Regions from separate parts of the Homo sapiens genome. Here regions 2, 3, 4 and 5 are each linked to region 1. Evidence: chromatin loops called from intact Hi-C (ENCODE). Cell type or tissue: heart left ventricle. All regions are shown on one strand. Each heading gives the region's core, and the rest is flanking DNA. Links, peaks and the distances in the headings are about the cores only.

What was found. A loop is a pair of places that touch in the nucleus more often than their neighbours do. Peaks named below come from ENCODE experiments on the same cell type or tissue, not always from the same donor. Only the 100,000 strongest peaks of a DNase experiment are listed, where the experiment ranks them.
Region 2: a loop joins it to region 1, with 2.9 times the contacts of the local background. A loop is called at or near these places in 19 of 110 quality-filtered maps.
Region 3: a loop joins it to region 1, with 1.9 times the contacts of the local background. A loop is called at or near these places in 16 of 110 quality-filtered maps.
Region 4: it touches region 1 in a loop (3-fold over the local background); 11 of 110 quality-filtered maps call a loop at or near these places.
Region 5: it touches region 1 in a loop (3-fold over the local background); 17 of 110 quality-filtered maps call a loop at or near these places.

The regions. Positions count from the first base shown.
Region 1 is chr15:74,236,779-74,242,584 of GRCh38, reverse strand. All of the region lies in intron 1 of CCDC33 (coiled-coil domain containing 33), which reads right to left. Among named protein-coding and RNA genes, the nearest start is that of CCDC33, 3.4 kb to the right of the region's middle. RefSeq lists enhancers at 2,418-3,013, 3,014-3,609. In heart left ventricle, for the core only: a CTCF peak has its summit at 2,442 (motif pointing left); a DNase peak (open chromatin) is centred at 2,434; H3K27ac peaks cover 1,072 bases.
Region 2 is chr15:74,138,974-74,144,779 of GRCh38, reverse strand. It overlaps a transcript of ISLR2 not described here. Among named protein-coding and RNA genes, the nearest start is that of ISLR2, 11 kb to the right of the region's middle. RefSeq lists enhancers at 142-201, 3,776-4,307. In heart left ventricle, for the core only: no CTCF peak of the experiment used is centred there; no DNase peak of the experiment used is centred there.
Region 3 is chr15:74,292,923-74,298,728 of GRCh38, reverse strand. It overlaps CCDC33 (coiled-coil domain containing 33), which reads right to left. Exons shown (of 19, transcript NM_025055.5): 11 at 2,781-2,975. Among named protein-coding and RNA genes, the nearest start is that of CCDC33-AS1, 24 kb to the left of the region's middle. In heart left ventricle, for the core only: a CTCF peak has its summit at 2,694 (motif pointing right); no DNase peak of the experiment used is centred there; H3K27me3 peaks cover 954 bases.
Region 4 is chr15:74,153,989-74,159,794 of GRCh38, reverse strand. LOC124903523 (a long non-coding RNA gene) reads left to right here and starts at 3,431. Exons shown (of 2, transcript XR_007064708.1): 1 at 3,431-3,668. In heart left ventricle, for the core only: no CTCF peak of the experiment used is centred there; a DNase peak (open chromatin) is centred at 2,628; H3K27ac peaks cover 1,790 bases.
Region 5 is chr15:74,131,922-74,137,727 of GRCh38, reverse strand. ISLR2 (immunoglobulin superfamily containing leucine rich repeat 2) reads right to left here. Exons shown (of 3, transcript NM_020851.3): 3 at 926-4,981. The coding sequence starts at 4,973. The coding sequence ends at 2,736. Among named protein-coding and RNA genes, the nearest start is that of ISLR2, 4.2 kb to the right of the region's middle. RefSeq lists an enhancer at 1,207-1,898. In heart left ventricle, for the core only: CTCF peaks have their summits at 1,537, 3,126 (motif pointing right) and 4,319; DNase peaks (open chromatin) are centred at 1,467, 2,707, 3,097, 3,787 and 1 weaker place; H3K4me3 peaks cover 1,172 bases; H3K27ac peaks cover 1,402 bases; H3K27me3 peaks cover 3,093 bases.

The DNA of each region.
Region 1 (5,806 bases), core at 780-4,779:
TGGCTCTGGGAGAGGAGCAATGGACCTCCTCAGGGTGGAGGCAGGGCCCTGAGGGGCCACTGGCAGGCTGTTCCTCATCTCTGGAAAGCTCAGCCTGTCAGACCCTGCATTCCAGGGCAGGCCCTGGTTGGGTGGGGTTGAGAACAATGTCCTATTACATAGAGAGGAAATTGAGGCCCAGACAGGAGCAAGGACCTGGGCCCTGGACGGGCTCTGGTTTTGGTGGCAGCCTCGGCAGGCTGGGTCCTTGGCTCAGAATGGCCGGCTCCTGAGGAGCCCTGAGTGTCAGGAGAGGTAGGTTTAAACCAGCTCTGCCTCTCACCATGCTGGGCCCCAAAGCCAGCCATGTTCTGAGAGTCAGTTTCCCCAGTGGGGAGATGAGGACTTGGACCGACCTATCTGGAAGCTGCTCTGCTCCTACCTTGAGCCTTGGCTCCTGGAAGCCTCAGGCAGACAGAAAGAAAAGGGCACAGTGCCTGAGGCTCTGCTCTGCCCCGAGGAGTTTTAGGAACGTTATTTCATCCATTTCTCACGGTAGCGTGGGGTGCCCACCAATCGGAGCCACACACCCCCTCAACAGCTCCCCTTGGGGGTCTACTGGCCTCTCAAAGCTAACGAACTCTGGACTCCCCTTCAAACCCCTCCTCCTGCTGTCTGCCCCAACTCGTTAATGAGTTAATGGCGATGCCATTGTTCTAGTTGTTCAAGCCCCACATCTTGGAGTCCTTCCTGATTCTTCCCTCTCTTCCTCTACATCCCTTATCCAGTTCTTCAGCAGATCCTGTCAGCTCCACCTTCAAACTATATCTGGACTCTGACCCTTCTCAGCATCCTCAGGTCAGCACTCAGGTCCCAGACACCTGTATGTCCCGACTCGCCTCTGATGGAGTTCTGTTTCCTCTCCGACTCTCCGTCCACCCCATCCAATCGCCAGAGTGAGCCTTTACAGATTGGACCCAGACCCTCTCTCTCCTCTGCTCAGAACCCTGAAGTAGCTTGCTGCTTCTCTCAGAGCCTTGCAATGGCCCGTGGGGCCCTCCAGGAGCTGGCCCAGAAAACTGACCTCATCTTGTCCCACGGGCCCTGTGGGTCACTCCGCTCCAGCCACACTGGCCTCCTGGCTGTTTCTCACACCTACCAAGCTCCCTCCTGCCTCCCCGCCTCTGCCCTAGCTGTTTCCTCTGCTCCACCCTGGGTGTCACTCCAGAACTGTCATCCCTGTGCCTTGCTCCCCTACTTCCCTTGGCTTGCCTGGTGCAGGCTGTGGTCCTTGCCTAGCAAGATGGCTAATTAGGAGGTGAGAATACATGCCCCCCAGATCAGAAGTGCCAGTCCTGCAGAGAGGCCCCCCTCTCCTTCCTCTGACTGAGGAGGCCACCCCCACCCTCTTCCAGGACCCAGCAGGGCCTGTCACCATCTACAGAGGTGTTGATGAGGGTTGCCCCTCCTTCTCTCCCCCATGCTCCTGTCAGGGGAGAATGAGGGGAGGGGAAGATGCCCCTGCCTGGAGGTGAAGGAGGAGGAGCAGCCAGAGTGCTGTTCCCTGCCCTCCTGGGTAGGCAGCTTCCTCCCATATCCACCCTCATGCAGGCCACCATGACCCCCCCACTCCCCAGCAGCCTTGCTCTCCTGGTTTAGTGGCACAGGAGTAAGGCTGGCAGCCTCAGGGCAAAAAGACCTAGGTTTCAACTTGGCCGGGTGTGGTGGCTCACGCCTGTAATCCCAGCACTTTGGGAGGCCGAGGCGGGCAAATCACTGGAGGCTGGGAGATCGAGACCAGCCGGGCCAACATGGTGAAACCCCATCTCTACTAAAAATACAAAAATCAGCCAGGTGCGGTGGCATGAGGCTGTAATCCCAGCTATTCGGGAGGCTGAGGCAGAAGAATTGCTTGAACCTAGGAGGCGGAGGTTGCAGTGAGCCAAGATGGTACTCCAGCCTGGGTGATAGAGTGAGACTCCAACAACAACAACAAAAAAAAGACCTAGGTTTCAGCTCAGCTCTGGCCCTACCTCTCTGTACCACCTCCCTGAGCCTTGATTTTCCCACCTGGCCAATGGGAATGTCTGGAATAGTTTGTGATTCAGCCTTTCCAGTGGTTACTGTGCCTGAAGTTCCTGCAGTGAGGCTGGGAGGGGTGATTCATGTTCCTAGATGGATTCACCTTGCTGTGAGGGCACAGGGCCTCTCATGAGCTCCCTAGGGCCATGAAAGGGAGGGCCCAGGAGTAAGACCATTGTCCAGGGGCTCTCATTGGCTCCCTGGCAGCCCCAGAGCCCAACTAGGCATCTGCAGACCTGGCCAGGAGTCACACCGGCTCCTCCTCTATCTCCCCTGCACCTCCCCTCGGGGACAGCCTTCCCTTCTGGGAATAAAGCTTGCAGGAAGTTTGGCGAGAACTATTGTGTTTCAGTTCTGGGCATGAGGCCAACTGCCAGGCTGGCGCCTCCTGGTGAGGCTTGCAGGCATGTGCCCGCTGGGCAGGCTGGGCCCAGGGCCAGGGAGGCTTGGGGCCAAGGGTAAGGCCAGAAGGGGGATGGTGGGCCAGGGCTGCTAACCTCCTGCTATCCCTTTTTTATTCCCATGTCTGGATGGGAATCTGCAGGCTTCCCTCAGAGATGTCCTGCATCAGAACCAATGTCCTCGACCCATCTGTTACCCCTGGCCTGCACTAGAGGATTGATGAGGGAACAGAAAATGCATATACTGGGTTACATGAGTGGTAGGGAACTGGGGGTGATGGGGTACCCCCCCCGTAACTCTCAGTTTGCACAAACTCATCTGTAGGGGTGTGGTGAGCCCTGGGGAGGGAATTCATGCCTCCTCTTGGCTGGGAGCAAAGCTGGATGCTCACCATCAGCTTCTCAGGCTCCCTCTCACTTAACCCACCCAACACTGCTAGGGTGCAGAGATCAGCAGGCAGCTTTTCCAGGCAGGGGTTTGGCCAGTTTACCTGCCCAAGGCCACACAGCCAGTGGATGAGAGGCTGGGCTGTGAGCACCGAAGCAAGCCTGATTCCAAAGCTCAGCACTCTCAGCTACTCCACTGGGCCTGGCAAGATTGGAAGCTGCTAACTCCAGTGCCCTTATCCAAACAGACAGGCAGCCTTGCCCTCAATAGGCCAGGATTAGCCAGCAGATGTTGCAGGGGAACTAGGACTGCCCATCACTTAGGGCATTTTTGGATCCATGTGCTGGGGGGAAGGGCTAGGGTGAGAGGAGGAGGTAGGAACAACAGGGAGTTAATGGTCCTTGAATTCAGCTCCCGCGGGTGGGTTGGGGGGTGCTTAACTTGGTTCTGGTGGGGAGAGAGATGGAAGGAGACAAACTCTTCCACCCACTCCTCCCTATCCTCCAGCAGCCTGGGAGGCCTGAGGAGCTGAGCCCAGTTCTGCCCTCTAGAAGGGCCGTGTGTCTGAAAAGTCACACTAGCTGGAGCGGGGCTGGGCTGGGAGGCAGGGTGCCTGGCTGCCCGGATCTGTCATTTGGGCAAGTTACTTGACTGCAGTGGGGCTATTTCCCAGCAGTTTCACAAGGACTTTCAGTTAAAAATGGTCCCCCATGTTCCTTCTAGTTTCAACATCTAAACTTGCCTGAGAGTTATGGCGGCCAGGGGAAAGCTCTTTCACAGGTGAGGAAGCACACTCAGAGAAAGTAAACCTCTTGTATGAAAGCACACAGCTTAGCTAGTGAGGCCAGGGCTGGAACTGGAAGCTGGGTCTGTCTGACCCCACACTCTTGCTGTCTCTGCTGTGCTCTAACCATGCTTCCTTGGATGTGGATCCCTTCTCTGCTCCACAGTGGATGCCCCCCTGAACTCATAATCTGAGTATCCATTGGTGGCAGCAAGAGGAATTATGTTCTTTGGAGCAGAGAAGCATTCCAAAAGATGACACAAAAGTCAGAAATCATTAAAAAGGGATAGGTTTGATTACATTTTAAAAATCTATACTAACTTCTATAATGGTCCAAAATGCCCTGCAATACAAAGAAAAGAAAAAAAGGAGAAAATGTTTGCTGCATATTTAAAAAAGGATTAATATCCCTAGTATACAAAGAGCACTGAAACCTATAAACATTATCCAATTTAAAAAACATGAACTGGGGATTCACAAAAGAAGAAACACAAATATGTATTATATATACATGATGAGCATCCTTTTTTTTTTTTTTTTTGAGATGGAGTTTTGCTCTTTGTTGCTCAGGCTGGAGTGCTGTGGTGCTATCTCGGCTCACTGCAACCTCCGCCTCCTGGGTTCAAGCAATTCTCCTGTCTCAGCCTCCCGAGTAGCTGGGATTACAGGTGCCCGCTACCACGCCTGGTTAATTTTTGTATTTTTAGTACAGACGGGGTTTCACCATGTTGGCCAGACTGGTCTCGAACTTCTGCCTTGGCCTCCCAAAGTGCTGGGATTACAGGAGTGAGACACCAGGCCTGGCCAACGTCCTTTTATTTTTGAGGCAGAATCTCACACTGTTGCCCAGGCTGGAGGGCAGTGGCGTGATCTCGGCTCACTGCAACATCTGCCTCCCAGGTTCAAGCGATTCTCCTGCCTCAGCATCCTGAGTAACTGGGATTACAGACGTGCACCAACACACCCAGCTAATTTTTGTATTTTTAGTAGAGATGGGGTTTCACCATGTTGGCCAGGCTGGTCTCAAACTCCTGCCTCGGCCTCGCCAAGTGCTGGGATTACAGGCGTGAGCCACCACCCCCGGCCATGATGAGCATCCTTATAGGCGATTCTACCCAGCTATCAAAAGCGCTTCTCAAAGCTACTAATCAAAGCAACCTTGGCTCCTCCTCAGGACTCCCACGCACACTCCCCAGATCCCCAAATCCAGCTCTGTGGGGCAGGTGGGGACCAGCTGGCAGCTTAGGGTGCCAGGTCAACCTGGTGACCGGTTCTGAGTGTGTGGCATTACAGAAAGAGGCTTAATGGGGAGGGCAGAGTCTGCAGGGGGTGGGGGGCAGCTGTGGGCAGAGAACATCAGGAACCAGAGACATCAAAATCAAGAGTAATGAAGTGGAAATCACACTAGGGCCTGGGCACCCCCAGCTATTTGGCTTATTCAACCTGAGTGTAACTACAAAGAGGGTATCCCCCATTTGCAAGTATCTGTGTGCCTTTGGTCTCAGCTCCTTCTGCTATCCCTGTGGGTTAACACCATCTAGGGCAGGGGCTCAGCCTTGCTAGTGAGAGGAAGGTAAGGGGTCCCTTACATTCAACTGTTTACATCTCATCACACTGAGATTCTAGTCCCTTCCTGACAGAGCCCTGCTGCTGGGCCACAGCTTTTTATTAAGCACCCACTATGTGCCAGGCACTGTTCTGAGTGCTGGGGATACGGTGATCAACAAAACACACAAAAATCCCTTCTCTTCAGAGACCCAAGCATCTGTGTTCCAGGACAGGGGCCTAGGCCCCAGAAAATCAGGGCCAGGGATTGGAGAGCATGGGGGCAATGGGGGCATCAGGGCTGCCAAGCCAGCAGCCTGGGAATCTCCTGGGAGATCTTGGACAGGGGTAATGAACCATCTCAGTGGGCTCTCAGACTGTGTGACCCCAGCAATAAGAGTGCAGAAACAACCAGGTAAGGGTGGTCAGCATTGACAACACCTGCAAGTACACTGCATTCCAGTTCCCGTGTGGCCCAAGAGTATAGGGCAGCTAACCTGGGAGAGCCACAGAGACCACCTCACTCCCCATTTCACAGCTGTGAAAACTGAGACCCAGGGAAGGGAAGCTTTTGTCATGATTAAGGAGCAAACAAAACTTTGAAGGAAGGACTTTGAAGGAGGGACG
Region 2 (5,806 bases), core at 575-4,574, 98 kb after region 1:
GGTGCATTGGTCTGAGTCAGACGGAGCCTGTGCCTTATACCAGAGAGAAAATGATGATGTTGGTACCAAGGGGATCTGGGGCAGCTTCACAAAAGGGTTCCATGCTCCAGTGTGGCATTCATGAAAGCAGCAAAGGACCTCTGCGAGAGGACCCAGAGGGAGCTGAGTCATGCCTGCAGACCTCCTAGACTCTACCTTAGGAAGCACCACCTTCAGGCTAGAGAGCTGCACCACAGGCTAGCTCTTCATACAGACAGTGTGGAGTGATGGCTCCCCTGGATTTACAGTTACACCTTGCCCTAGGAACACCCAACAGGAGTGGCATTGCCAGTTCTGCAGTGTGACTGTACCTAGTGACCATCTGACTTGCCCCATGTGACGTCCCCTCTCACAATATCCCAGGACCACAGCAGCTCGAGATGAATAGGAAGAGAGCCCTAGACACTGGGTGGGATGTGGATGATGGGGATAACACCCTTCCTGTGCACTTCGGGAGACTGAACTGAACCAGGTGGAAGCTCCTTGAGTCAGGGTGATGTTAATGGCTCTGCTGTGTATTTCCATACACAGACATCATGTTTATAAGTACCTGCGAAAATGGTCTGAAAAGATACATGGTACCAGGCAGGGCGTGGTGGCTCACATCTGTAACCCCAGCACTTTGGGAGGCCGAGGCGAGCGCATCATCTGAGGTTGGGAGTTCGAGACCAGCTGATCAACATGGAGAAAATCCGTCTCTACTAAAAATACAAAAAAATTAGCTGGGCTTGGTGGCACATGCCTGTAATCCCAGCTACTCAGGAGGCTGAGGCAGGAGGATTGCTTGAACCCAGGAGGCAGAGATTGCAGTGGGCCAAGATAGCGCCATTGCACTCCAGCCTGGGCGAGAGAGCGAAATTCCATCTCAAAAAAAATAAAAAGGTACATAGTACGCTAGTAAGAGTGGTTACCACTGGGGAGAGCTCTAGGATTGCAGGCAATGGTCAAAGAGAGTTTCAGTTTATCAATATTTAATTATCTTAGGACAAGAATGCATTCATATGTTACTCTTGTAATTTAATAAAATTTATTTTAGAAAGAAATTAGAAGTTAACATAAAATGTTAATACATTATTTTTTGGATGAGGGAATTATAAATAATAAATTGTTTTTTTAATACACTTCTATATTTTTCAATTTCCTATAACAACACTAGCAATAGAACTTTCCATTAGGATGGAAATTTTCTATAGCTCTGCTGTCCAAATAAACAATTGCTGTTAGCAATGTGCCTAGTACTTAAAATGTGGCTAGTGGGATTGAGGAACAAGTTTTAAAATTTATTTCACCTTAATTAAAATTAAAATGTAAATAACCACATGTGGCTAGTGGCTAGTATCGGACAGTGCTATTCAATAAGGAGCACGTATTACTTTGGTGCCTGATTTCCAAGGGTTATTTTTCCATTTTTAAAAATTGAGGTATAATAAGGGCTGGGCACCGTGGCTCATGCCTGTAATCTCAGCACTTTGGTAGGCCGAGGCAGGCAGATCACCTGAGGTCAGGAGTTTGAGACCAGCCTGGCTAACATGGCGAAAGCCCATCTCTACTAAACATACAAAAATTAGCTGGGTGTGGTGGCAGGTGCCTGTAATCCCAGCTACTCAGGAGGCTGAGGCAGGAGAATCACTTGAACCAGGGAGCTGGAGGTTGCAGTGAGCCGAAGTCACGCCATTGCACTCCAGCCTGGGCGACAAGAGTGAAACTCCATCACACACATACTCACACACACACACACACAAATTGAGGTATAACAAATTCAATAAAGTATACAACTCAAGTGTGTAGCCCATGGATTTCTACATATGCATACACCCATGTAGCCACCATCCAGATCAAGGTATAGAACATTTCTAGAATCTCAGAAGTCTCCCTTGAGCCTTCTCCTAATCCCGGTTAGTACCTTCCAACTTTTTCCACCAAAAATTAGTCTTGCCTGTATGTGAACTTCCTTTAAATTAAATCACTCATTCCATAATCTTTTGTGTCTTTCTTCTTTCACTCACTGTGATGACATCCATGTTGTGTGTAGCTGCAGTTTGTTCTTCATTGCTCTGTGGTATTCCAGGGTATGAATATACTACAGGTTACTTCCTCCATTCTACTGTTGGATATTTAGGTTGTTTCCAATTTGGGGCTATTACAAATAAAACTGCTATGAACATCGTTGCACTTGCATCCACCAAAGGACTCTTCTGTCTTTTGATGGATGTAAACATTCATTTCTATTGAGTATATACCCAAGAGTGAGATTACTGAGTCAGACGTATGTGTATCTTTAATGTTTCTAGATTGCCAAATATTTCTCCAAAGTGGCTATGCCCATTTACATTCCCAATGGCAACCAAAGACAATTCTAGTTGAAGCATGCATTACTTTTATTTTTATATTTGTTTCTTTTCTTTCTTTCTTTCTTTTCTTTTTTTCTTTTTCTTTTTTCTTTTTTTTGTTTTTTGAGACAGAGTCTTGTTCTGTTGCCCAGGTTGGAATGCAGTGACCTGATCTCCGCTTACTGCAACCTCCAACTCCCGGGTTCAAGCAATTCTCCTGCCTCAACCTCCAGAGTAGCTGGGATTACAGGCGCACACCACAACACCTGCCTAATTTCTTCGTATTTTTAGTAGAGACATGAAATAGTAGTTTGAGACCACCATGTTGGCCAAGCTGGTCTCAAACTCCTGATCACAAGTGACCTGCCCACCTTGGCCTGCCAAAGTGCTGGGATTATAGGCATGAGCCACTGCGCCTGGCCTGCACTACTTTTATAATCAGGAAAAAAAAAAATGCTATTTTGAGAAATAAGAGAAACAGCAAGAGAAATCCTTTTTCTAGACAAACTCTGTAATTAGCCGCAAATTTAACCATATAGAAAATATGTTATTCTATACTTCACTGGTTTGTAGAGGCTTCAGGAGGAGGTTTGGCTTGGTGACTAAGATCTCTGGCATTGGAGTCAGATAACAAAAGGACAAACTTCAACCCTGCAAATTGCCAGCTGTGTGATCTTCAACAAACTACTAACCCTCTGTGCTCTTTGGTTTCTTTGCCTGTAAATTAGAATAATAATATTACCTCACAGGATCACTATAAGGAATGACAAAATAATGCTTGTAAGATCCATAGTATGTGCCTGAAATATAGTAAGAGTTCAATAAATGTTAGCCACTATTGGTATTATTAGTATTTATACTAATATTAGGTGGTGACTATTAGCATTCTTAGTCTAGATGTGTGACAAGCCTCTATTATTAAGACGCATTTGATAATTAATTCTCCATTCCTATTCTCTCCCCATTTCGACAATGATCAATTCTTACGAAGTTCCTCGGTAATTTATATAATCATAGAAATTTTTCTCTCAAATGGCTGGATGCCTTGAATGGCTTTTAGATTCAATTTAAGAAACAGTTTGAGAATGTTGCTGGGAGAAAATGCATTTAATTTGCCAAAACCAAATTAACTCCTAATACACAAGGGAATACATGTAAGCAGTAAACAGTTGATAAAAATACAAACACTTTTTCTCTCCTTGTTCTATGTGGACTTAAACTTAATTATTAAACTTACATTCACATGTTCAAACAAAGCACACACAATTAGCACAATTTTCAAAATCGTCCTGTCTTTAAATCCCATAAATTACTTATTCAACAATGGAATGATACAAAGTCTTTCCAACTAATTTAACCCAACAAGTTGGTTTTGTTTTTGTGCCCATCATGGGGCCTTTGGATGGCTTTTTAAAAAATCCATATCAAGTCTCATTAGGAACACTGGTCATATTTTGAACAAAATGCGAATATTGCAAAACATTTTAAAATTTAATCTCTTCTATATGCCAGTCACAGCAGATCTTTCATTTTCAATATAATGTTATTCTCTATTGAGTCCTAAGGCAAAATCTTATCATTGAACAGATAGGTGTGGGTGGCTACATTTCAAATGTAATCAATGAATTGACACATTACAACTGAAATGGCTCCACTTGCTTCCTCCGAACTGCCCAGCAGGATTTCTCTTATCTATACCTTTATGTTGGAAATGTATAAGGTAAAGGTATTTGTTAGGTCAGACTTGGCAATTTATAGCCTCAACAAGGGGCCTTTCTTATGTCCTGGTACTAGGGCTTGGCTTTCTGCAGAATACAGGCTTGGATTTCTGCAGAGAAAGGAGATCCCCCAGTTTCCCTTGCTCTGTGCTTACATAGTCATGGTCCTTTCTTTGCAGGCGACACCTCCTGTTGTGCAGAGAGCAGGTCCCTTTTTCCCTATGGAATGTCTCATAACTGGGGCTCTGTTAACAAATGTGGGGCAGGGTAGTCATAGCAAGATGCCACTCCTTTCCCTCTACCTACCAAAATGCATTTCCCTGAGATCAAGGAGGAAAAACTGAGATGTCTACCAGGAAGTCACAGGCCATATATGTACTGACAACGAATCTTTGGAGATGTTAGCTTTAGTTGTGGTTGTTATTTTGATGTCATGGGTGGAGGGCTGCATTCCAGACACAAGATCTGGGACCAGAGGACCCTACCCCAGCTGCTTCTTTCTCAAAGAAGCCCTGCCTTCCTTTGTTCTTTTATATTAATGGACTTTAATGATCTTCAAGATGGTTCTCATTTCAGCTGATCTTTAGGAAACATTTAGGGGGAGGAGGCACTCCTTTCAAATAACCTTTCTTTAGACAGGTTTCTGATCTGATTCAAGGCCACATCCTGGCCATCTGGTTTCTGTAACTCAGAGAATTACTGCTCCTGATAAATTGCTCTGAGTTCTGAGGCTACTGCTGTCATATTGCATTCTCCGACCATTTTCCAGGTCTCTCAAGACACACACACACACACACACACACACACACACACACACACACACACACACTCCTCAAGCCGTTAGACTCCATTCCCATGTAGTATCCAAATAAGTTTTACAGCAAGACACACTGGAGAGATTGAAGCTAGCACAGCACATGAAGCATACAGGAAAGGCTCAAAAAAGTTGCATTGAATGGAAAGCCTTGGAGCCAGGGAGAGAGGGTCAGAGGTGAAGATTACACCTCCACACCTGGTAGGTTCTCCCAGAGAACTTGCCAGTGGCAGTCAGGCCTGAGGGGTGGAACCCAGGCAGAGACACATTTTAAACTGCTAAACAACTGATTCCCTGGAAGCGGGGAGTGGAATGTGAGCTCCCCATCTCTGGATAAGTATAAGCCAGAGTTTTACAACCACCTGATGGGGACACTGTGAAAATGAATTCAACCTCAAATTGGTAGTTGAACTGGAACAATTCAAAAAAGAACAGAGAGGAATGAGGGAGAGGAAATGAAAGGAAGACATTTTATTTTAATGTAATTAAATAAGTTAAATTAATTACATTTAAAAAGAGGTAGGAAGGAAGGCCAGAGGCTGGGGACCATTCTGTGCATTGGCCAAACATTTGGACAGAAACTAGAGTTTTCCTGAGAGGGCTGGGATTTCAGTGGGCAGTTGGCAGAGTGTCCCAGCACCCTGGTCCTTGGCCTCCAACACGTATTCATTCCTACCTGTGGTTGGAGCCTTTGGGCCTGGCCAAGCCCAGAAGGCACAAGGTCTAGCTGAGTAGTATTTGCTCATCCATTAGGATACGTGGCCCTGGACAAAGAGGGGCAGAGCTTTCACCTCCTCTCCACCTGCCCTAGTGGCACTCAGGATCCTAGAGGGTCTCGAGGAGGGCCCCCAATTCTTAGGACAGGGAGGGAAAGGAAGGGGCCTGTCTTCCCACAAGAGACCCAT
Region 3 (5,806 bases), core at 882-4,881, 56 kb before region 1:
AAAAAAAAAAAAAAAAAAAGGCAGAATTAGCCAGGGTGTCGAATGCCTGTAATCCCAGCTACTTGAGAGACTGAGGCAGGAGAATCTCTTGAACCCGGGAGGCGGATGTTGTGGTGAGCTGAGATCGCACCATTGCACTCCAGCCTGGATAACAAGAGCGAAACTCCATCTCGAAAACAAACAAACAAACAAAAAACCAAAAAACACTTCCTCCTAATGGCTAACCTTGACTTCTCAAGCTGCAATCTGGTCCCATCTCTTTTGGTTTAATTCTTAAGAGAAAATCAAGACTGGCCCTCTACCCATGTTATTCTAATATTCTTTCAGATGTTGAAAACATTGTTTATATTGCCTACCTCTCAGATCCATTCTATATTTAAAGGCCATTTCTTCCTCCACTCTATTTTTTCCTCTCTGCTCCTCCTCCACCATCATCATCACCATCATCACCACCACCATCATCATCATCATCAAGTTTTATAAGTACAGTGCAGACTCCAACCCAACCCACCCCAGCAATTTGTGTCTCACTTCCCACAGACAAATCCATGGTATTAAGACATCTGTATCTGGTTTCTCTCAAAGACTCTCAGACCTAATGACCTCAGTTCAGACCTTGGATGCTTTACCCAGCAGACTCCAAACGAAGGACTGCCTGCCATGCCCAGTACTAGGAGCAGGGCTGGGTACTTCCCCCTCCTTGGTTGTGCTATGTCAGTGCCCAGATGGCTGATGTGAGAGGCTTGTCCAGCCAGGAGGTGCTTGTGGTTCCTGCTTCTAGAGGTGGTGTGAGTCAGGGGCTGAGGTCTGCATCCTTGGGGGAAGGTGGAGGCTTAGCTTGGGGAGGGCAGAGGGTTGGCTGGTTGGCCCCTCCGGGGCAGCTGAGCAGGAGAGGTTGCTCTGAGCCCTCCACAGGGCTGAGACCAGGGAGGGATGCCTTCTTTCTCTTCCCTTCCCATGTGCCTTTCCCCATGATGGCACCTTCCCTCTTCTTTCTTTCCTGGCCTGTTTTTTCTTTTATTTTGTTTTTCTCTTGAGACAGGGTGTTGCTCTGTCACCCAAGCTGGAGTACAGTAGCACGATCATAGCTCACTGCAACCTTGACCTCCCAGGCTCAAGTGATCCTCCTGCCTCAGGTTCCTGAGTAGCTGAGACTACAGACGTGCACCAACAAGTCCAGCTAATTTTTTGAATTTTTTGTAGAGATAGGATCTCATTATGTTGCCAGGGCTGGTCTCAAACTTCTGGGCTCAAGCGATCCTCCCACCTCGGCCTGCCCAAGTAGTGAGATTACAGATGCAGGCCATGCACCTGGCCTCTCTTTCCTTTACTACCTCTGCTTAGAGGCACAAGAAGGGGGAACCACGAGGCCAGGATGTGGAGAGGGCAGGAGCAAGTGGTTTATTCATGCTGCCCCAAATCTCCAAAGACAGGGTTTCTTTATTTTCAATGCAGTTTATGACTGAGCTGGATGTTAATCCCAAGGGCTCTTTCCCCAAGGGCCAGAGGTGACGGGAGAAAATTGTAAAGATGGCCCATAAGTGCTGTGGTGCCTGAGCAGGATGGCCCTGCTCCAGGGTGGGCAGGGGTGCTCATGTGGAAGAACCCTGGGCATGCCCAGCAGACAGCCAGCCTTCCTATTCGTCTGATGGGACATGTTCCAGAAAGGTGCAGAAGTGCCAGGGGAAGATGAGGAGGCTGTTGGTGGAGGAGGTCAGGTCCTGGGAGGAGGATGGCTTGGACTTCCCTGTGGACTGGTGGCCTTGTCTGGGGCCTTTTCTCAAGATCTTCCAGAGCAGCGTTCCCCATGGGACCCGCTGTGGAAGAAGGGAGGAAGCTACCCAATAATTCAGCCATGGTTACTGGGTAGCACCTCCCTGGACTGTCTCTTTGGTAGCCCATTCTTTAGCTCTCTGCATCGAGGGCTGAAACCCAGCACTGACTCCTCAGCAAATTAGGATGTCACTTTGGCCACCTCCACCAGCCCTTCCTGAGCATCTGCTCAACCAGCAACAGGAAAACACAGCAGCTCCCATGATCAAGGACACAGACTATGTCACCAGAATTGGTGTCCTCTTTTATTATTATTATTATTATTTTTTGAGATGGAGTTTCACTCTTGTTGCCCAGGCTGGAGTGCAATGGCACAATCTTGGCTCACCGCAACCTCCACCTCCCAGGTTCAAGTGATTCTCCCGCCTCAGCCTCCCGAGTAGCTGGAATTACAGCCATGCACCACCACGTCTGGCTAATTTTGTATTTTTTTAGTAGAGACGGGGTTTTTCCATGTAGGTCAGGCTGGTCTCGAACTCCCGACCTCGGGTGACCCGCCCGCCTTGGCCTCCCAAAGTGCTGAGATTACAGGTGTGAGCCACCGTGCCCAGCTGGTGTCCTCTTTTTTTGAGCCCCAGTTTCTCCTGTTATAAGCTAAAATGAATCTCTTAAAGGTGTTTCCCACTACCCAGTGGCCATGCACCTCAGGAAGTTCTGAGTTGATGCCTACACACATAAATGGAACCCTGGCTTACAAGTGTTGCATGGGTTTGTTTTGAAAGAAATTACACGGGAGTTCCACTCAAAAGGTGAAGAGACCCTGCAAACGAAGAAGCCACAGCGCCCAGCAGTTTGACTTTGGGGTAACTCACATGCAGAGTGTGCCTAAGGGGAGGGAGGTCTACTGGCCACCTGAGGCATGAAGCAGTCCTGCAGATGGCAGTCAAGTCCCCTTCCCATGGCCTCATCACTGCCCCGGCCCTTCCCACCTGGGGAGAGACACTCACTGTGTCATGGGACATCTCAGGCACCAGAGGTTCCTCCTCTGCTTCTCGTGGAGTGGACGTGCTCAAGTCCATTGTGGAGCTCACTGTGTCCTTGGACCAGGACTCTTGGATGGTTCTCAGCTTCTTATCCAGGATCTTGGGGTCCAAGGTAGGAAGAGCCTTGCTGTTGTTTGGTGTCAAGAAGTTTTCTGGTCTCTGAGAAGAGAAGGTGCAGAGAAACTTCAGGACAGGCCCCTTCTCTGTGCCCATCTACCATAAGCACACCATCTACACCCCAAGCCTCTCCTCCTCATGGCTCAGGAGGCCCTGCATGGCTGGCCCGTGCACACCTCCTACCATCTGCCCCTTGCTCACCGGGTCCCAAATACATGGCCCTTGCTGTTCCTCCAACAAGCCAAGCTCGCTCCTGCCTCAGGGCCTTTGCATTTGCTGTTCTCTTCCTGGAGGTCCTCAGGGATCCTTACGCAGCTGTCTCCTTCTTATCATTCAAGTCTCAGCCCAGATGTGATCTGCTCAGAGGGTCCCTACACTTTGAGATAGAGGCCCACTCTATCTAAAGTAATCCCACTTCCAATATACTCTCTATTCATTTATCCCATTTTACTGTGTTCATAGCACCTACTCTACCAGAAAATTTAAAAATGCATTTACTTCTTAACTGCCTTCCTTCTGCAAATGCCCATGCTAGGATGTGAGTCCCATGTCAGCAAGGAACCTTGTCTATCCCTAGTCTCTGGCTCATTGTAGGCACTCAATACATTTTTGGTGGAAGAATAAATGAATTATGCCATCTCTGGCACCCACACTTGGTGCAGTAACAACAGCTTCTAAAATCCTACACTCTTTTGACACCCTTTGCTATGTAGACCTATTTTCCATTTCATCTCCTCTATCATCCTTCAATCTTACCACCCATTAAGCAGACAGTCTCTCCTCTCTGTATATTCTGATGAGCCTTCGTCTCCCTCCATGTTCTTTTCCCGTTCTCCTCCTTCTCCCTTGGCAGGATTATCACTGTCATATGTCTAAAGTCTGATGCCACTCAAATACCAGCACCCCCACCGCCCAAGGATGACTTGATGTCTCAGCTCACACTGACTTGTAGGTTTTCTGGGTTCTTCTGGTCTAGCAGTTGGCTGTCTGTGCTTTCATGTTGCTAATTCCAGACTTGCCTGCTATTTTTTTTTCTTTTTTTTTTTTTTGAGACAGAGTCTTGCTCTCTTGCCCGGGCTGGAGTGCAGTGCCATGATATCGGCTCACTGCAACCTCCACCTCCTGAGTTCAAGTAATTCTCCTGCCTTAGCCTCCTGAGTAGCTGGGACTACAGGCATCCGCCACCACACCTGGCTAATTTTGTGTATTTTTAGTAGAGATGGGGTTTCACCATATTGGCCAGGCTGGTCTCGAACTCTTGACCTTGTGATCTGCCCACCTTGGCCTCCCAAAGTGCTGGGATTACAGGCGTGAGCCACTGTGCCTGGCTGCTTTTTTTTTGTTTTTTTTTTTTAAATAAAATTTTAAGTTCCTTGGGCTTAGGGACATGTCTGTGCTCCCTTTGGGGAAGGGTTACTTTAAAGCCCTGTTGGAAATTCATGGTTATCTCTAAAACATACTCATTGTTCAAAGAATCATGCAGTCCTAGGGTTTTCAGGGACCTCAAAAGTGAGCCAGTTCCACCCTGCACCAGCTGTTGGAATCCTCTCTTGGCTGCATAGCAGACAAATTATTCCACTGTCTGGAGTCTTGTGCTAGAAATAAATAGAGCAATGGGCACACTGCCAACCAGTACAGATGCGCTCAGAGTTAGAGGTGCCCAGGTGTTTGACCCTGAACAACCAGAGAGGGAATGAATGCAGGTGGGCCTCTTTTAAAGTGGTTCTTCTATAGGAAAGTCCATGCATACTAATTCAATGAATTGAGACAAGGACCCTTCACTTTACCACTGAAATTCTTTAAGTAATTATTCTTTTATGCCCCTTTCAAATAAAATTTGCTGTGCAGAAATTCATTAATGTGAAGATGTTTCTGGCCATGTCTATAGAGTAAGGGACAGTCACATAAGTACACAGAGGCATTTGGCTAAGTCTGGGCTCTATGTCCCCCAACTCCCCATCAAATGGGTGCAAAATAGACAACGCCAAAGAGAAAGCAGCTATAATAAGACTCTTGGAATGGGAAGAGTGGGACACTGGGGGACCCCGAGGCTGACTTTGGCAGGCCACCTACTGCACTTCATGACCAAGACTCCTGGGCCTGTTTTGTCTGTGGGCATCAGGCCTGGCTCTCTCTCCCACCTGGTCCTCTCAGTAGCTATGGCTCACAGAGGGCAGGCTTCACTTGGAGGCTCCCCACTGACGTGAAGACACCCAGGGTAGCATCTGAGTCAGATGGTTTAGGGTTTTCTGGCCATGTGTTTTAGATAGGAAAAAGTACCACATCTGTCTCTTTCTCGGAACAGCTGAACACTAGATTGACTGCAGAGGAAGAGCTACAAAATGCATATTGGATGGATGGATGAATGAGTGGGTGGATGAATGGATGGATGAATGCAGGAGAGAATGAAGGAAAGCATAAATACAGGGCAAAGACCACCTTCCCATTGACCAGGTGGCCCCTGGGGCTGTGGTGAGATGCTGATTCAGGACCTATAATGACATTTCTGCTCATTTCCAGGCAGAAAGCCAATCTCTATGCCCTGGATTTCATAGACTGCCATCTAATCCAGTTAGGAGAGGAAGTAGAAGTAATGAAATCAAGGGAGAGGTCTCCAGAGGTGCCCCCATCAGTACTGAAAGCAGGGACAATTGCAAAGGAGTTCCCTCCCCCATAGCCTGTCTCCCTGACATCCACTCAGTGTGGCCCCAGCACCAGATGGGTCAATGCAATAACCCAGAGCTGACATTTACTGAGCCCCTGGTCAGAGCTGGGCACTCACCAGGTACTTGTATGTGGATTCTGAAATTTACCATGTATAATCCATTTAATTTCATCACAAAGCTAAAATAAAGGTGGGAACAACCCCTCAG
Region 4 (5,806 bases), core at 673-4,672, 83 kb after region 1:
AATGTCCATCCCCTGTATCTATGGGCTTGTTTTGGTAGGCCAGCTGTTCGTCAATCAGTTCTTTTGCTTCAATAAATTAATCACACAGGCTATCGATGTCTAAAATGTCTGTCATTCTAAAACACTTCAAAGCACATTGGATGTCATCATAAGGTAAGCCTCTTTTCTCTGGAAAAAATGGTTTCAAAGCAGGGAGGTACTTTGAACTTGTGAAATTGAAGCTGGATTCCAAATAAGTTACAGTTTTAGTAAAGAAATTGAGAAAATCCTGTTTAACTTGGCTGTCCTTTCCTAGTGATAATTTTTTAAGTTTCAAAGCAGTCTTATTTCCAAGAAATGAGTCATTTGTTCACTAGATGAGTTTTTGTCACAACCTACACCTAAATGGAACGAGTTAGATGCACTTAGTTCATCCTTTTCTGTAGCTTTTTTAAAGATTATGAAACAGTCTTGGAGAAACGGCATATAAATTTCCATTTTACAGTAATCCTTTTCTCTGTTCTCATCCTCAATGTATTTCCAAAGTAGTGAAGGACATTCTTCTCATCCTACACTTTGAAAATATGATTTTATAGTAGGCCAACATGCTAACATCTTTTCTGCAAGACATCTTGTAGGCATGTCTAAGAAGGCTATCTCCTACCACGCCCATAAAAATCAAAAATCTCATAAAGCGCCTCTGCATGCTTTGAGGAAACTGAAAACTAACCAAAAATGTCATTATGAAACTGTCAATGTCACAGTAGGCAAATCATACCTCTTTTTAGCAGTGTTATGTAAAAGGTACAGAGGGGTCAGGACGTTTAGCAGGAAATTTTTAAAATTTCCTTTGGTAAGTTTATAGACTGAATGGAATTTTCCAATATTTACATTTGCACCATTTGCCAAATATGCAGATAGATGAGCAGTCTAGTTTGCATTTGAACACAATATCAACAATCTTTTGTTTTATATATTCTGCAATTTCATCACAATCTTCATAGAAGTCAGGAAAACAACTTGAAACTCCATTTTCCAAATAAAAAATACTTAAGAGCTAGGGAGAACATGTTTTTGTTGCCGTGATTCCACACATTGCTTGATAGAGTTTAGAATGCATGCTTGTTGGAGTAGTTCTCAGAATCAGCTCTATACCATAAAGGGTCAACCCATCTGTTATCAAAATTTCCCCTTTTGTTCCCACTTGGGCCATTTCAGTTGCAACTTCTGAATCAGGAAATGTGACTTCACTCAGTTTCATACAGCATCAAGGAAAAAATATGATAACGAGAGTTTGTTTGTGTGATAAGCCCAGGTGAATTGAGTGGCTACCACTTTCAACTGGGCATTAGTGTCTTTTTGGAAGATGAGAAAACTTGAAAGATTGATTGACTGATGATTGATTGATTGATTGATTGACTTAGAAGTACCTGTCCCCTCCTAGACTGGTGAGATTCAGATCTATATTAGTGAACAGCACTCCCCTACCTCAGGCAGGGCTGCTGCACACAGCCCAGGAGGTACTCCCTGCACTGCAAGGACAACAGAAGAACATCTCTGGGGACAAAGCAAGAGCATGTCACCTCCCCAAACTAGAGCCAGTTTTCAGGGTGACTTTTCTAGACTAATGCACAGCTGTTCAACCGTGTAGATGGAAAGGTGGGAGGTGATGTTGTAATGATTGTAACTGCTTCTGGGCCTGACACATGATGGAGAGAAGTTGGGGAGTGTTCTGCGCTGTGAGTGATCTGAGGATTTCACTAACATAACATCCTCAGTTCTCTGCCCTGGGCAGGGAGGCAGGTAGAGTGAGCAGGCGCAGATCATCGGGTGCAACCGGCATTCATGGAAGAGGGAGCATGTTGCGTGTGCAGGTTGGATGCATCTTTGTCATCAGTTATCCAGGAGAAGGACAGTGCTCCATTCGGCACCCTAGGAACAAACAGGTGCTCTGTCAAACTAAGAAGGACCAGGCAGAGGTCAGCTGGTTGGAAGAGATTCCCAGGAAAGACAGAGGGCTAGGCTACCGGGTCACGGGTTAGCCAGCAATAAGGCCAGTGGGAGGATATAAGTGACCCTCGGCCTGCAGCATGAGCATCAAAGAGCACACAAAGTGGAGGGAAAATGTCTTTTATTGTTGGATAATTACCTTGTTTCTAGCTCGTTGCTATTACAAACAGAAAAAAAGGAATAATCAGCTGAAAATGGATTCAAATGATATTTTTAGGTAAAGAAAAAAAGAAAAATCCATCAAAATTAAGAAAATCAGATCACTAAAATGCTTAAAGATGCATAAATGTTTGCAAAACCTCTCTATGGGGAAAAAATTAATCAGATGGGGGAAACCAGTGATTGGGGATGTTCAGTGCTGGGGACATTAGTGTATGCCCAGATTGCTTTGGATGAGTCTATTTTTGCCACATTGAGATGCTGGTTCTGTTGGGCAATGTCGTTTTCCCATGCCTCTCAGATTGACAGATTCCAGAAAGCTGGCAGAGAGGCAGGGTTTGTCAGAGGACAGACATGAGATCCAGAAATAGGCCAGAGCCAGTCAAGAGTGATGAAAAGATAAACAAGGCCCAGCGAAGCTGCCGGGGATGGGGACCGGCCTCAGCAGCAGTGTCAGGGAAAGGGTGAACAGATTTTAGTAGACTCAGCTTCCTCAAGAGCAGCTGCAACCCGCAGATCAACTTCCTGCCTCAGTCAATAGGGTGGGCCAGGCTGCTGCAGAGACACGTCTGTATATCCAGTTGCAAGCTGGAGAAAGTAAATATGGAGAGAGCAAGGCAAGGGCTAGCAGAGAGCTCAAGCAACTAGCAATCATTTGTGCGTTTCCAACCCATTATTTGAGCTTCATGTGACACTGTCATAGTTAACCATGTGAACACAATTACTGCCACTCAGTCACCAACTCCTGCAGGAGCAAGGACTTTTAGAGATCTGCTTCTAAATGATGTAACTCTCTCAGAAAAGTAACTTAACTGTTCCCACTCTGTGACTGCATTCATTTCCATGGCAGCAGGATGTGTTTCCAGAATCCCTGGCAGCTATAGCTGTGAACAGGGAGAACATAGCTCCTGGAGCAAGCAGAGGCCAGACACCAGCTCTCCCAGCTTCCTTCTCTGTCTCCTGAGTTCAGCATCTGTTCGTTCATTCATTCATTCATTCATAAAACACATAAAGAAGTACCCACTATGCCTCAAGCACAGTCTAAGTTCTAGGGAAGAAAGGTGAATGAGCTCTATTCCTGACTGCAGTCAGGTTTCTGATATTGACTAAGTTTTCATCCCCAGAAAATGGTGACTATATTTTGTCAAATAAAAACAAATCCAGAATTAGAGAGGGAGGGAGAGGCTTTAATTAGAAAGACGATTGCAATATGGAGAACTCTCCCATCTCAGAAATCTGTGAGTGTCTCAAAATCAAACAGAAATAACTTTTTCTTTCACAGGGTAAAGAGAGGACAAGCAGAGGTAAGCAAACGTTTGGAAGGGAAGCTGGCCACACAAGGGGTGGGGTCTGGCGGGAGTGTGCCTAGGAAAGACAGGGTCAGCCGATTCCCAGGAGGAGCTGATAAGGGGTCACAATCCACTTTCTGTTATGCTTGCTCAGGCTTGGAGGAAAGCAGACCTCAGAAGCCTGGAGGAAAGAGAGAAGCTGCCTAAACCTTGGCCAAGCCAAAGCAGACGGTAAGAAACAGGCCGCTGCGGACACCTGGTCAATCTCCAGCAACCGATGCTTTTGATGAGTGTCAGATGGGTGGCTGATGAGCACCGAGCCTCAGCTGATGAGCTGCATTCCTCAACCATTTTCTAATAACCATCCGCTCACACATCCACACACAGACAGACCCACAGGGCTCCTTTCCTGTGGTGATTTTGATTGCCTTACTCTATACTTTATCGTTTTCTAGGCCACGAACAGTAGCTTCCTTCTGATGGGTAAAATTCAACCTAATTAAACCCGAAGCACACCCAATCGCCAAAGAAAGATGAAGAAACAGATATATTCCTTTGTTTCTTGAATAGAAAAGCCCGAAGAATGGAAATAGGATTTATAACTTCCTGACTGTAAGAAGAAAAATACCATAAATAAAACCTGACCTATCTAACAAAGGGCACAAATGGGGGTGGGAGGCAAAAAAGCATGGCCGATAGAAAACTCAAAGTGTCAGGAATCAACCCAAACATATCATTAAGTATAAGAAATTATGAATAAGTTGTTATAAATTAAAGGAAAGACATTCAAATTGGGTTTTTGAAAATCCAGTTAGATGATTTACAAGTGTTCAGTTATCTATTGCTACATGACAAACCACTCTAAAACTTAATGGTTTAAGATGAAGATGATTGATCATTTTTCATAGTCCTGTAGGCTGGTATCTGTGTGGTTCTTCTGCTGATCTTGTTGGGAGCACTCATGTGGTTGCTGTCAGCTGACAGCTCAGCCAGAGCTGGAGACTCCAGGATGTCCCCCGTGCATGTCTGGGGGTCAGTAATTGTCTTGACTGGGGCGCCTCAGTTCTCTTCCATGTGGTAGTTGTCCTATTGTAAAAATGACCATTTAGGAATACTCTTGCTGTCCACTGGGCTGACTCACAGGCATTGTGACATGAAAGGTCAGGGTCAAATGTATCACAATATGAACTTGGGCTGGCATGGTGGCTCACATCTATAATCCCAGCACTTTGGGAGGCCAAGGTGGGAGGATCACTTGAGGCCAGGCGTTAAGAAACCAGCTTGAACAACATAGTAAGACCTCATCTCTACAAAAAATACAAAAATTAGGTAGGTGTGGTGGCGTGCACCTGTAGTCCTAGCTACTTGGAAGGCTGAGGCAGGAGGATTGCTTGAGACTGGGAGGTCGAGGCTGTAGTCAGCTGTGTTCATGTCACTGTACTCCAGCCAGGACAACAGAGCAAGACCTTGTCTCAAAAACAAAACAAAACAAAAATGAACTTGTTCTAAGGCATTTGGCAATGAAGCAGCTGGGTAGTAGAGAAAAAACAAATTTTGAGATGTACAGAGCCAAAAAGCTTGGCTAGGGAAAACCCTTCCCATTAGATATAGAAATTTGCGAGGAGAGTACTCAGTTCTCATTAACGTTTAGTCAAAGCCAGCAGTCTCTCCTGTCAATAATGTATTCAACATTGCAAAATAGACCAACACCTTCAACATTCTAAGGGAAAATAGTTTCAAACCTAGAATTCTACGTCCAGCAAAACTATTAATTGTCAGGGCACTTTTTTTTTTTATTTTTGAGTGAGAATCACATGAAATCGAATTTATCAGAATCCCTATGTCTGTGGGACACAAAACTGCAATAGTATTATAACTTCAAGATCACCAATAATAAAAAACAAATTTTGATCAAACATACTGAAGAAAATACTGAATTGTCTTTTTATTTTTCTTTCTGGAAATTATTACAAACCATTACCATTAAGAAGAAGCACAGTGGCTTTGTACTATGTTAACTTGGCTAGGCTGAACTGTTTTTTTCAGAATTGCCTTTCTGGAATGTTTCCAAGTAGGGTGGCCACACGATATTTCTTTTTTTTTTTTTTTTTTTTTTTTTTGGGGATGGAGTCCCATCTTGTGGCTCAGGCTCGAGTGCAGGGCTTGATCTTGGCTCACTGCAACCTCCGCCTCCCAGGTTCGAGCAATTCTCGTGCCTCAGCCTCCTGAGTAGCTGGGACTACAGGTGTGCATCACCATGCCTGGCTGATTTTCGTATTTTTAGCAGAGACGGGGTTTTGCCATGTTGGCCAGGCTGGTCTCAAACTCCTGACCTCAAGCAATCCGCCCTCCTCGGCCTCCCAAGGTGC
Region 5 (5,806 bases), core at 1,031-5,030, 110 kb after region 1:
AGAGAGAGAATCTTTATCTGCTTCCCATTTCTGTTGCTTTCCTCTTCCATCTCTCTTCCCCGCCTCTTCCCATCTTAGGGGGATTCAGCTGAGACACACAGCAGCCCAACCCGTGTGTTTTAGGCTGGCCAGGAGCACAGTCTCCTTTCTTGATCCCCCTGTCTCTCCTGTTCCTCACCCAAGAAAGCCCCTTTCTAGGACTATGAAATCAGTGTGTTTTCAACCCTGATTCCCCAGGTGCACCCCCTTGGCACACCCTGACGGTTGTGCATGCATCATTCACTGAGTGCTCCCCACCCACCCACACAACGCACACACTTGGCTCCCAGGCCAAACGTGCCGGCTCGCTCTGGGCAATCGGCCTGGCCAGGTTCTCCCCCTTTCCTGCTTTACATCATTTGCCCGCTCTGTACTTTGTGTTATTTGTGACTTCTCTTGTGCAAGCCACAGCGGTCTTGTCCCTATGAATCCCATCCTCTTCCCACCGGCTTCTCAGGGAACTCAAAGGCTGATGTGGAGACACAGAAACTGGGCAGTGTGACACCATATACAGCCACACCCCACTACACAGACAGTCTCAAGTGAAAGAGGGTGCCGCACACCCTTGAGTGCAAATATACTTGCACGCACACTCAGACTCCCTGTGTTCAGGGTCTGCAGACACCCGCCTTCCTTTCCTGCAACCTCCCCCTACTCACTTGCAGCCTGCCCTCGTTTTTTGTCACCCCACCCTGGAGTTGGAGACACTAAGAGCAGGGCTGGGTGCAAACACCTGGCAAAAAAATCACAGGATGGTCACGCAAACAGGAAATCACTCAAAAGATTCCAACGGGAGGCTCTGGGGGGGCTCCTTCCTTCCGCGGTTTCCTCCTTCATCGCCCAGGCCTCCTCCCTCTGTCCCCTGACAAAAAGTCACCGAGCCCAGTTCAAATCGATTGTTTTATTGACTGCATACAGACGCGTTTAGAAAAGGGCACGGGCTCCGGGGGGCTACTCCGTCCCAGGCCCGCGCTTGTGCTGCGCTTCGCGGAGAGGGCTGATCCCGAGGACTGAAACTCCCCCCACCCCAACCCCGACGCTTTCTTTCAAAATGGAAAAAAGAACCCCGCCCCGAGTCGCCGCGCCGCGCCCCTCCCCTTCCCTCCCTCCCCGCCCATCCGCCCCCCCGCCCGCCCCCCTACACTACACGGTCACACTTCACAGGACACAGACTTTTCTCCTACAGGGCACGCTTGTCAGGGACTACACGCCGGGCAAACACGATTCCCGCCGAAGCAGGGGCGGGTGGGGCGGGGCGACGCGAGGACCGAGACGCGAGGACGGAGGGGCTCGGCTCCATCCGGATCCCGTCGCACAGTCGCACAGTCACGAGCAGGCTTTGTGCGAACTAGGGCGCGAGCCCTCCAGAGAGCCGCGGCCCGGGAGGCCACAGTCAGCTTCCTCCGCCTCCGGCGCTTTCCAGCTAGGGTCTGGGTCGGGTGGAGCCGCGGGAGCGGCGCTGTTGGGCGCACAGACCTCCGGAAAGCCCAACACACGGACAACGAAATTGGCCCGCGACCAAGTCCACAGGCTCAGCCGCCAAGGGGCGCGCGGTCCTGCGGCGCTTTAAGTTAGGAGAGAGACGACAGAAAACGCATTCCCTCCCTACCCCCCGACACACACACTCGATTTTCCCAGAGGCTGGGAAGGGGGTGTTAGCACCAGACCCGAAATGTCGCTGTCTTTGAAAACAACGAAAACAGGAAAATCTGAGCGCGGAGCTGAAAGGCGCCCCAGGCACCGGGCTGGACTCCAACTGGCCAGAAGTGGGGTGGGGGTGGGAGGACAGAAGGATTTGGTTCCCTGCCGGCAGGAGGCTTTGGAACTAAAAACTAGGGGTTGCCACGAATCCCGGCTTCTGGGAGTAGGGATTGAAAGGGAGGAGGGGCCGGGCGCGGTGCCTCACGCCTGTAATCCCAGCACTTTGAGAGGCCGAGGCAGATGGATCACCTGAGGTCAAGAGATCCAGACCATCCTGGCCAACATGGTGAAACCCCGTCTCTACTAAAAATAGAAGAAATTAGCTGGTCGTGGTGGCGCGCGCCTGTAGTCCCAGCTACTAGGCAGGCTGAGGCAGGAGAATCGCTTGAACCCGGGAGGCGGAAGATGCAGTGAGCCGAGATCGCGCCACTGCACTCCAGCCTGGCGACAGACCAAGACTCCGTCAAAAAATAAATAAATAAATAAATAAAATTAAAAAATAAAAAAAAAGGAAAGAAAGAAAGGGAGGAGGAGGGGTCGAGGTGGGACCCCACAGCACTCCACTGGCCTTGGCTGGCCCCCGAAACCACCGCGTTACCGCGAGGTTTCCAAAGTCTTCGCTCGTTTCCTCTGGCTCCAGAGCCCACGGTGGGGCGGGCTGCGGGGTGGATTTCGCAGATAATCGCGACGGGAATGGAGGGACATAGATATCGCCCACCGTCTGCGGGTGGAGTCTTGCATGGGGTAAGATAAACACTGTGCTTGGCGGGGAAGGGGATTCAGCCCGCAGGGAGAATGGCAGCCGTGGGTAGCAGGGACTGGTGAAATCGGCCCACTCCCTAATAGAAGTCCCTGGTAGTCAAGGTTGGGGAGTAGTAAGGGGGAGGAGTAGGTGAAGGTTGGGGACGGGGGACATAAGTCCTGCCAGCCCTAGACTGCTGCTCCCAGGCACCCTAGGTGGAGGTCGGGAATGGGCGGGCCGGACGGGCGGAGGTTCAGCCTGCCGTCTGCCTGTAGTTGCCATTAATCTCCTGGGCGATGTTGACCGCCTCGGCGCCCAGGGGCAGCCGATCGCTGTACTCAGAGCCCGCCTCGAACTCCTCTTGGTTGGCCTTGGACTGGGACTCCACCAGTGAGCAGGCCGCCAGGCTCTCCTCTCTCTGCAGGTCCCCACTTGGGTCTCCCTGCTCCGCGTCTTCATCAAGGCCCTCCCCCTGCACGTCCTCTGGCTCCTCGCCGCCCGCCTCGCCGCCTGCCGGGTAGCTTTTCTCGGACTCGAGGTACGAAGCACGCGGGTCGAAGTCTGCGGCGATGCGCTTCTCCATAGGGTCAGGGGCCTGAGGCCGCAGGATCAGACGGTAGGGCTTGCCCGGGTGTTTAGCCAGCAGATGGCAGCAGGCGGCGCCCAGAAGGGGCACTGTGGCCAGCACCAGGAGGAATACGCTCACTGCCACTATGACCAGCAGCGATGGGAGCTCCTTCTTGGTGGAAAACACCACTTGCACGTGGCAGGCTTCGCCCGCCAGCGCCAGGCACACGGAGTAGTTGGTACCCGGCCGCAGGCCGCGGAACCAGTAGGCGTTGACGCCTTCCTCTACGCGGGACCACTGCACTGCCGCGCCGCCCCCCGCTGGACACAGATAGAGTAGGCGCAGGGGTCGCCGCCCGGGTCGCGGGGCTCCGCCAGCCCCGCCGGGCCCAGGGCCCCAGCGCGCAGCCAGCGGAGTCAGCTGCACCCGCGCCTCGCGCTCCGCCACATCCAGCGCGATGACGCCCAGCTCGAAGACGTGCGGCTTGAGCTCTGCGCTCTGGTTGAACGCGTGGTTAGAAACGTACCGAGAGGGGTCCCCGTTGCCACAGCGCTGCTCCTCCGCCGGGTCCGCGAGGATCTGGTCTTCGGCCTCCTCTCCCTCACTTGTGTCCTCCTCCGGCTCCGTCTCGGTCTCCCCGAGAATGCTGACCTTGGCCAGGCCTTGGCCTTTGATTTTGCCCTCGGGTTTGGAAGGCAGGACGCTGTTGCCCCGGCCCTTGGCTGTGGACTTGCGCTCAGAGGTCGGGGCCTGTCCGTCGGGTTCTCCCCCGGCGCCAGGCGCGTGTTTTGGGGGCCCGGTTGCTGCCACCGCCACGCGTATTGACGTAGAGTTGGCGCCCAGCTCATTGTGTGCACGGCAAGTGTAGACGCCCGCCTCCTTGGCACTCAGGAGGGGCACCAACAGGGAGCCATTTGCGAGGGCCAGGAAGCGCGGTGTGGCTGGGGGCGCCGGCCAAGCGGGTGCTGGAGTCGGCGTTTGGGCTTGGGTCTGCGTCAGCAAATCCCCATCTCCTTCTCCCTCTCCTTCCTCCGCCCCAACCCCGTCGTCCTCCCCGCTCAGAACCGGTGGCTCTAAGACTACGGTGCCACCGGGGATCTGAAGTTGCCATTGCAGGCGAGGCGTAGGGTGGCCGTCGGCGATGCAGTGTAACACGAACGCCAGTCCTGCGCGCAGTGGGGTGCCGGGTGCTTCAAGCGGTGGCTCGGCACTCAGATGCACGCTGGGCGGTGCACAGGGCAGGGCGGGCAGGCGGTACACCGGCACCCCCTGCAGCGCGGGAGGCGAGGCACAAGCAATGGAGTCGGGCTCGGGTAAGGACACCCGGGTGCTCGCGGCCCAGGCCTGCAGCCACACAAGGCCGCAGCCGCAGTGGAAGGGATTGTGATAGAGTTGCAAGTGTGACAGCGCGCTAAGCGCGTCGAAGGTGCCAGGCGCCAGCGTACGCAGCCGGTTGTTGTTGATGCGCAGGGAACGCAGGTCGGGTAGCGCACCGAGTGCGTCCCGGGGCAGAGAGCCCAGGCGGTTGTGGTTCATTTTGAGCAGCTGCAGCGCGCTCAGGTTGCGCAGGTCGCTCCACGGAAAGCTGGATATGAAGTTGTGGCTCAGATCGAGGTTCTTGAGCTGACTCAGCACGGCCAGTGCGCCTGGCTCCACGGTGCGCACCTCATTGTGCGCCAGCCACAGCGACGTGACCTGTGTGACGTCGGCGAAGGCCCCGCGCCGCAGCACAGTGATCTTGTTCGCGGACAGACTAAGCGTCGTCACGTTGGCAGGCAGTCCTTCCGGCACCTCACGCAACTCTTTGTAAGCGCAGTCCGCGAACTGGTGAGCGTACTTGTCCACGCAGGCGCACGGCTCCGGGCATGATCCGGCCACTCCTAGAAGCGCCCAGACCAACCACAGGGCCCGAAGGGGGAACATCGCGGCTCCTGCAGATGGAAGCCAGGTGAAGAAGAAAGAAGGTGACTCACTGAACCCCAGCTTACCTCCCCTATCAAGCTGTGCCTCCGCAAGCCCGTTTAGCACTAGTTCCAGGGCTCCGGTAACCTCCTCTATGGCCAGGAGCCTCTCTGAAGTGAAGGTCAATAAAAATCTCGAGGTTCAACGGATGCTCCCTCCCAGGGCCCTAATTTCCTTTTCCAGCGGCCCGGTATATCGCCCTTTTTTCTCTTCCTACTCCTTCCTTCACGCTGGAGCTGGCCCCTCCGTGGGCTCCGCAGCTCGCCCATCTCCAGCGGGCTCCTCACGTACCCCTCTCTGTGTTTCTAAGCCTTCGTTTAACCTGGTGAAATGGATCCTACCCAAGAAGGACATTTTTGTCCGTGACTGGCTGTCCTCCCTGGAACCTTTGTCCCACGCACAGCACTCGCACACACGCCCATGCAGGCACACAACAATACAAACAGACGCGGGGCTTCATAATCAAACCGCCAACTTCTGCAGGGGTTTAGAGGACCTGATGCTCAATTAGGAGGCTCACAACACATTTCCTAAACTCACAAACACATATGCACCCAGACATGGACACAATAGACCCTGCAGACCTCATTGTTCTCTTAACCAGCATTTGTACGTGTTTTCCACCACGGTACAAAGCGCTTTCCTGTCCATTGTGACAATTGACAGACACAAGGACACAAGTCCTCACACGAACCGACCCACCCACAAGAACACAGGCATGTGCCTGTGTGTGCATACAGCCCTCCACTGTGACCGAAACCCAGCAGAGAAGCAATAGGAGGACCTGCACTGCA